2 separate regions of the Homo sapiens genome follow, and region 1 is linked to region 2. A link is a contact called in ENCODE Hi-C or POLR2A ChIA-PET data. All regions are on one chromosome and are shown on one strand. The core of a region is the stretch at or near the end of the contact, and the rest is flanking DNA. Distances in the headings are between cores, read along the strand shown.

The links. A loop is a pair of places that touch in the nucleus more often than their neighbours do. ChIA-PET counts read pairs that join two places held with the same protein, here RNA polymerase II (POLR2A). Pooled maps may share reads with other maps.
Region 1: a pooled map shows a loop between it and region 2 (7-fold over the local background). The contact joins two enhancer-like sites. A Hi-C loop is called at or near these places in 1 of 37 single-sample maps with no recorded cell type and 1 of 50 pooled maps. POLR2A ChIA-PET finds 5 or more read pairs at or near these places in 1 of 52 experiments (activated B cell).

Annotation. Positions count from the first base shown.
Region 1 is chr16:27,365,127-27,369,212 of GRCh38, reverse strand. No RefSeq gene overlaps it. Among named protein-coding and RNA genes, the nearest start is that of IL21R, 35 kb to the left of the region's middle. RefSeq lists enhancers at 1,413-1,492, 1,523-1,582, 2,956-4,086. Within about 2 kb of position 1,457, at least 29 of the 41 ENCODE cell types and tissues checked have a DNase peak (open chromatin) inside an H3K27ac peak, as active enhancers do.
Region 2 is chr16:21,644,843-21,648,696 of GRCh38, reverse strand. The region is part of intron 4 of METTL9 (methyltransferase 9, His-X-His N1(pi)-histidine); the gene reads right to left. IGSF6 (immunoglobulin superfamily member 6) reads left to right here. Exons shown (of 6, transcript NM_005849.4): 2 at 1,205-1,564. It overlaps LOC124903663 (a long non-coding RNA gene), which reads right to left. Exons shown (of 2, transcript XR_007065025.1): 1 at 3,521-3,854; 2 at 1,230-1,765. Among named protein-coding and RNA genes, the nearest start is that of IGSF6, 5.8 kb to the left of the region's middle. RefSeq lists an enhancer at 2,972-3,151. Within about 2 kb of position 1,361, at least 8 of the 41 ENCODE cell types and tissues checked have a DNase peak (open chromatin) inside an H3K27ac peak, as active enhancers do.

The sequences.
Region 1 (4,086 bases), core at 208-2,707, 5.7 Mb before region 2:
TGGGACTAGCCTAGGCAACATAGTGATTCCCTGTCTCTACAAAAAATTAAAAAACAAATTAGCCAGGCTTAGTGGTGTGTGCACCTGTGGTCACAGCTACTTGAGAGGCTGAAGTGGGAGAATCACATGAGCCCAGGTGTTCAAGGCTGCAGTGAGCCGGGATTGGGCCACTGCGCTCCAGCCTGGGTGACAGAGAAAGACCCTGTCTCAAAAAAAAAAAAAAAAGAAGAAGAAGAAGAATGTTAGCAAATACTTTTAAGGCATTAACTATTTGCAGGCATAGTTCTTTTTTTTTGAGACAGAGTCCCACTTGTTGCCCAGGCTGGAGTGCAGTGGCACAATCTCCGCTTGCTGCAACCTCTGCCTCCTGGGTTCAGGCAATTCTCCTGCCTCATCCTCCCGAGTAGCTGGGATTACAGGCACCCGCCACCATGTCTGGCTGATTTTTGTATTTTTAATAGAGACAGGGTTTCACCATGTTGGCCAGGCTGGTCTCAAACGCCTACCTCAGGCAATCTGCCCACCTTGGCCTCCCATAGTGCTGGGATTACAGGCGTGAGCCACTGTGCCCAGCCGCAGGCATAGTTCTAAGGACCTCACAGGTACTAACATATTTAATTCTCACAATAGCTACATGAGGCAGATATTATAATGATTCCCATTTTACAGATAACGAATCAAGCACAGAGAGGTTACACGCTGGCCTGGCGCCACACAGCATATCTAATGGACATTAGGCTCTTTTGTCTGGTGCTGGGGGAATTTCTGGAAAATGCAGAGATGGAAGAGAGGTGGGATCGGGGCAGGGCGGGTGGGGAATCTCCCAGGCCAAGTTTTCTGGGCACGGCCTGGACCTGGAGCTGCTGGGATGGAGCAGGTGCTGATGCTGATGTGGTCACCAGAGGGCAGCAGGGACCAGGGAGCTGACTTCCTCTTCACACCCCCTCCACCCGGGGCGGTGCCCCTGACTTGTCAATAAACGTCGTGGAAACAGGTGGGATTTGGTGGAAGAACTGACACGGTCCCGCCACCATCACAGGCAAGTTAAGCTTGAGAGCAGCCTGGTGTCACCTGGCCTCCACCCACCACGTCATCTGCTGCTCACCCCACCACTGTGGCGTGCAGAGTACTGCTCTTGTGTGCCTTTTACCAAGGAGGAAATTTAGGCCCAGAGTGGGCAAACACTTTTCCCATGGTCACACAGCTTGGAATTGGAAAGGCTGGACCTAACCAGGCAGGGTGAGCGCAGAGCCCTTGTTCCTCTGAGTCTCTGTTCTGAGCTGGAACCAGGGAAGATGATGAGCCCATGGTATATACAGGGCGGTTAGCTAGGACTCTGGTTTGAAGCCTGGCTATGCCACTCGGTAACAGCACATCGTGGGCAAGTCCCATGCAGCCTCATCGGCTGCCGGGAGGATCCAGTGACGTCAGGCCTCCCTCGTGGTGGGAGCTCAAACACTTGCTGGGTTTTTTGTTTTTTCGGTGTTTTGCTTTTTGTTTTTTAATTAATAACTTTCGTGGGAAAAATAAAGTCAGAAAGGTTGTTCAACCGGATGTTCACGGAGATACTACGCCTTCAAAAACAAGCGCTCATTTCGTGATCGCCCACACAGTGCCAGATGCTGGGGCGGGGATGGGATTTCCGGTGGTTTTTCTTCACTTTCCTCTTTATATCTTCAGGCTTTCTCTGAATAGGAAAAGGTCTGCACGTGCTGATAGAGTAATCAGAAAAATGCAATAAGCCACTTTTTGTAAAAAAAAAAAAAAAATTCAGATGCACTCACTGCCTTCCTCCCCCCTTTCCCCCTCCCCTCATCCCCCACAAATTCTGTGTAAAGGCAGGGCTGAGGGAGTACCCCCAAATCAACATCTCTGAAAGCTCCCCCGCAGGGGCCCAGGCCACTCAGCCCACTCTGGCGCTGCTACCCAGGGGCGTCCCCTCCTGCCCTCTGGTCCAGCCCCGGAGGCTGAAACTCCCGCAGCCGGCATCTCACTGGGCCTATGACCCTGGACTTTTCCTACTTCCTGCAGGGTGGGGGCCAGCCTGAGTTGGGCCCACCTGATCCACCAGGTCTTCTCATCCCTCTGTAGCTTCCCAAAGCCCAGCCAGTTCAGTAATAGTTGCTGAGGCCAACAACTTGGATTTCTTTTGCCTAAGATCCTTTGTTGGGCTCCCAGTCCCATTGCATCTCTAGCAGTCAAATATATTTTCTATTTGCTGCCTAATTTTTAAATTAGATTTCTCTGAGACAATGCTCAGGCAAAGTGGATTCGAGCCGACATCTGCGTAGGTGTCAGGATGACATAAGCTGATATATCACGGCGGCTGGGAGCTCTTAGGTCAGACCCGGGTTCAAATCCTGGCTCCAGGATTTCCTAGCTGTGTGGTTCTAGGCTAATCCTCAACCTCTCTGGACCTGTTTCCTTATCTGTAAAATTGGGATAATCATTGAGCCTCCCAACTAGAGCTGTTTGGAGACGTAAATGACACAGTGGCTGGACGGCACTTAGCATATTGCTTGGCCCTAAACAGATAACTATTTTTATTTAAAATTATATTTTATTATAAAGAGCTTTTGGAGGCAAGAAGTCCAGAAGGCTAGTTCAGGCTCTGCCATTCTCTGGGTGACTTTGGGCAAGTCCCTTTTCCTCTCTAAAACTGTTTCTCCATCTGTAAACTGTGTGATTTGGGCAGCTAAAGGGATTGATTTTGGCTTAGAACAAGGTTTTTTTTGTTTTTTTTTTTTTTTCCTGAGACAGGGTCTCACTCTGTCATCCAAGCTGGAGTGCAATGGCACAATCTCAGCTCACTGCAACCTCCGCGTCCCAGGTTGAAGCAATTCTACCAACTCAGCCTCCCAAGTAGCTGAGATTACAGGCACCCACCACCACACCCGGCTAATTTTTTATTTTTTGGTAGAGATAGGGTTTCACCATATTGGCCAGGCTGGTCTTGAACTCCTCACCTCAAGTGATACACCCGCCTCAGCCTCCCAAATTGCTGGGATTACAGCCATGAGCCATCATGCCTGGCGCAAGGAGGTGTTTCTAACAAACATCAGGCTGCATGTGAGGTAGAGAGCTCCCCATCATTTCCAGTGTAGTATGTAGGCTCCTAGAGCAGGAAGGAATCTAAAATGGCCAAGCCCCTCAAGTGTGAAATCAGGGCAGCTACTCAGAGAAGCAAAAGTGATACAGACATAGGAGCTTCAGGTTCCCAGCCTTCCCATCTAAGGCCCACACCATCCCTCTGCCTGCCTCGGATGTGAAGCGCAGATCACTACAGAGAGCCTGGGTGATGGAGACACTGTCTGGATTCCACTATAGATCTGTTGCTAACTAGCTGTGTGACCTTGGCAGTGTATCATCAGCCACTGTTGGTGTCCTGTTCCTGTCTTCTTGGTGTGCCAGAGTCTCTCAACACCTCCAACTCTCAGTTGAAGAATTTTTTTTTTCCTGGAGTAGCTGGAAGTGCTGGAGAATTAATGCTCCTGGAAGCAGCTCTCAGCCAATGACAGATGGGAGCTGGTGGACAAATACCCCAGCTCCCTCTCCTTTGCAGGCATAACTGGGCATGTGCCATGCATGGTCTTCCAGAGATCCCCGGCAGGTAAGCATCAGTTACTCATGCTGGTAATCTGTTGAATAACTCACCCTTTTGTCAGAGGTTTATTTAAACTGGAGCTTTGAAGAGGGGCTGGGTAAAATGAGGCTGAGACTTACTGGGCTGCATTCCTGGGAGGTTAGGGCATTCTTAGTCATAGAATGAGACAGGAGGTCGTCACCGATACAAGTCATAAAGACCTTGCTGATAAAACAGGTTGCAGTAAAGAAGATGGCTCTAACCCACCAAAACCAAGATGGCAACAAGAGTGACCTCTGGTTGTCCTCACTGCTACACTCCCAACAGCGCCATGACAGTTTACAAATGCCATGGCAACATCAGGAAGTTACCCTATATGGTCTAAAAGGGAGGCATAATAATCCACCCCTTGTTTGGAATATAATTAATCAATAACCATAAAAATAGGCAGCCAGCAACCCTCAGGGCTGCTCTGTCTACGGAGTAGCCATTCTTTTATTCCT
Region 2 (3,854 bases), core at 112-2,611:
CCTGCCGCAAAAGAAGGGTTTAGGGCGGGTCTTTCCATTTGTGCACTCGAGTGGCTTTCCAGCTTCACATGCCTGGGATATAAAGGCCAAGGTGGGGGACTCAATCCTCATAACTTGGAAGAGCACCACATGGTGGACAGTACACTGGAGTGGGTGACTAATCCCAGCTCTGTGAACACCTTGTGGCTAGACGTCCACAACCATCTCTCCAACAGCCATCTGACACTGTGGGAACAGTAGCAGTGGCGGCTGCAGCAGCAATCGCTCCCTTGTATTTAATACTTACTATAGCTTAGGCAGGTAAACACTTCCTAGGCATCATCTTGAACGTCACACTAACTGCATGAGGTCAACAATACTATCCCCATTTTCTAATGAGGAAACTGAGATACTGAGATTATAATGCTGGGAACAGGCAGAGCTAGGATTTGAACTCAAGTCTGTGCTCTTTATCACAATATTGTTAATTAAATAAGATAAATGCTACAAGGGCCTACAAAGCAGCACACACGCCAGGGAGAAACCAAATCTGCTTAGCTATGGCCTGGCGAGCTCATATGGTCCCTGCTCAGTAATCAAAGACATGGTAGGCTAAGCCAGGGCTGCATTTCCACAGGTGTACATGTTGCCTTTTATCATGTTTCCCAAAGGGACACCAGGCTCACAAAGAAACAATTGTGAATGGCCATGAATTCCTGGCGATCTCAACTCCCACAAAGCACAAACATCGCTGCTGCTCATAGGCTCCATCAGCGGCAGCAACGTTCGTCTGGGGACACAGGTTACCACACTGAACACAGCACTCTGGGGAGGCCAGGGTGCGGACAAGAAAGCAGGCAGGAGATTAAGTGATTGGATCGAAGGAAAGCTTGTAAGGAGCAAGAGTCACAGATGGACCCCAAACTTCTGAGTCCAATACGGTGCCACCTCTATGCAGGCCTCCTGCACAGGGACTCTGTTCCCCTGAAGCCTCTCTAGGGCTGGCCTCCAGTGAACAGACATCATGTGACCCAGCAGGTCAAGGTCAGAAAACAGGAGGAGTTGGGGCAAGTGAGGACCACTGGTGTTTATTTTTAGTCTTATTTATATTGGGATTAAGGTAAGAAAAATAACAGAATGGCTGGGTTTCCTACCTCAAAAATATAATAAAAGCACAAAGTGAGGTGGCAGGCCCATTAACCCACTCATCTGCTTCCTCCCACAGGTGCTGTGGGCGCCTGTACTCTCTCTGTCACACAACCGTGGTACCTAGAAGTGGACTACACTCATGAGGCCGTCACCATAAAGTGTACCTTCTCCGCAACCGGATGCCCTTCTGAGCAACCAACATGCCTGTGGTTTCGCTACGGTGCTCACCAGCCTGAGAACCTGTGCTTGGACGGGTGCAAAAGTGAGGCAGACAAGTTCACAGTGAGGGAGGCCCTCAAAGAAAACCAAGTTTCCCTCACTGTAAACAGAGTGACTTCAAATGACAGTGCAATTTACATCTGTGGAATAGCATTCCCCAGTGTGCCGGAAGCGAGAGCTAAACAGACAGGAGGAGGGACCACACTGGTGGTAAGAGGTCAGTCAGCGAGGCTTTATTTCAGTGCATCATTGCATCTTGTTCAGGCCTGTAAAATCATTACCTCACTCACATGTAGAAATCAGGAGATAAATTTGCTAAGTTAATACCCTAGCCAGTGATGGGTGTGATCTGAACACAAGTCACCATGAGGTTTGGACTAAAGAACTACTCCAACTGGCTGGGCGTGGTGGCTCACACCTGTAATCCCAGCACTTTGAGGCTGAGGTGGACGAATCACTTGAGGTCAGGAGTTCAAGACTAGCCTGGCCAACATGGTGAAACCCCATCTCTACTCAAAATACAAAAATTAGCCGCGCATGGTGGCATGCACCTGTAGTCCCAGCTGCTTGGGAGGTTGAGGCAGGAGAATCGCTTGTAACCCAGGAGGCGAAGGTTGCAGTGAACCGAGATCGCACTACTGCACTCCAGTCTGGGCAACAAAGCAAGACTCCATCTCAGAAAAACAAAAGAACTACTCCAATCCATCTCGAACATCCACTAACACAAAGTCAGTGATTTGCTGGGTGCTCTATTCTCCCTACATGGTGATGTTTAACCAACCATGTTCACCTCTTTTGTATATTACAGTGATTTAGTGTAAAGTACCATGTCCAAAGGGAACCTTGTGGTGAGTAACTATCAGCTTTCTCAGGAACTAGTCTGGTAATGCACCACCTAGAACAAAGCACTAGAGAAGTGTAAAAGATCAATAAATTGGACCCACAGAAACTATGCAACATGGAGAATAAGCACAGATTTGGAGAGAAGCTACTCAGGGATCCCTGACCCTTCCCATTCTGCCTGGACATCAGTGAACGGAAAGTGATGACTCTCACTTCCTGAGATTTGATAAAACCCATGACAATTCCTCAGCCGAGCGAGGACATCAAACATAGCTAAATCCTATCAGTAATTTCACCAAGTCATTCCCTTGAGTAAACTGAGATTAAGACATTCCCGAGAAAAAAAAAGGGGGAATTTCAGAGAAAAAGCTTTACATGATTCTGAAGGAAAAAAGAGAACAGCAGCAACTCCTCGCCTTGTTGGGGTCTCTTCCCTTAGGAAGGACCCTGGTATGATGAGCAGAGATTGTTAAAACATGAACTCAAAATCAACCAGCCCTTCGATTTCAAAATAGGACTCTGAGGAAGGGAGACCATCCAGTATTATAACCTGTGCTTTTAAACTACGAGGGTTCTAATGGGCTTTTGATATTCAAATGTCATTTAACCTTAGTTTATTCTCATCTGTCAGCTAAATTATAAATAAGTTAAGGCACTTAAAGCATTTTTAATAGTGCCTGGCATATAGCAAATAACAAATGTTAGCTACTGATATGAAAACACACACAGCTTTAGAGATTTGTATGTCTCACTGCATTAGCCTTCTAAAAACATGTTAGTCAAAGGGAAAAATGGCTTGTAAAAAGATGAAGGTCTCAAAGCTGCAAGGCTTATATAAAGTGAAGTGAAAGTGAAAGGCAGAATTGAAAGTGTTAAGGCAGACATGGCAACTTCCTGTCTCTTCTACAGAACTCCTATTTTCACACTGAAGCTTTTTTATTTTAGTTGTATAGATGTGGTTAATTTGTTAGTTTCACAAATAAAAATGTATGCTGCATAAACTGCATTCACAGGATAAGCATCTATGGGATTTTTCTTTCTTTTTTTTTAAGACAAGAGTCTTGCTCTGTCGCCCGGGCTGGAGTGCCGTGGCGTGATCTCAGCTCACTGCAACCAACCTCCACCTTCCGGGTTCAAGCGATTCTCCTGCCTCAACCTCCTGAGTAGCTGGGATTACAGGCATGTGCGACCACGCCCAGCTAATTTTGGTATTTTTAGTAGAGATGGGGTTTCGCCATGTTGGCCAGGCTGGTGTCAAACTCCTGATCTCAAGTGATCTGCCCACCTCGGCCTCTCAAAGTGCTGGGATTACAGGCATGAGCCATCACACTCAGTCTCATCTATGGGATATTTAGTTGGAAAGTACAGGCTATTCAGACAGTAAGTACAAATCTAATTGTATTTTGTACTCCAAATAGTCAGGTAATTGAAGACATGGCATGTTACTTAATCCCTACCCAGAGCACAAGACAATTTCTGCAAGGAGAGAGAAATTCCGAATGTGAAAATGGATTCAATAACTCTATTTCCAGAATTTTATCATAAAGAAAGAAGAGCACATTTGGCAAAAGTGCCTGTCTTTCAAGCACGCAGTGAGCACTGCGCTCCTCAATGTATGGCCTTCCCAGGTTCTTTCACAGATGGGACTCTTCAGCTATGTGTAC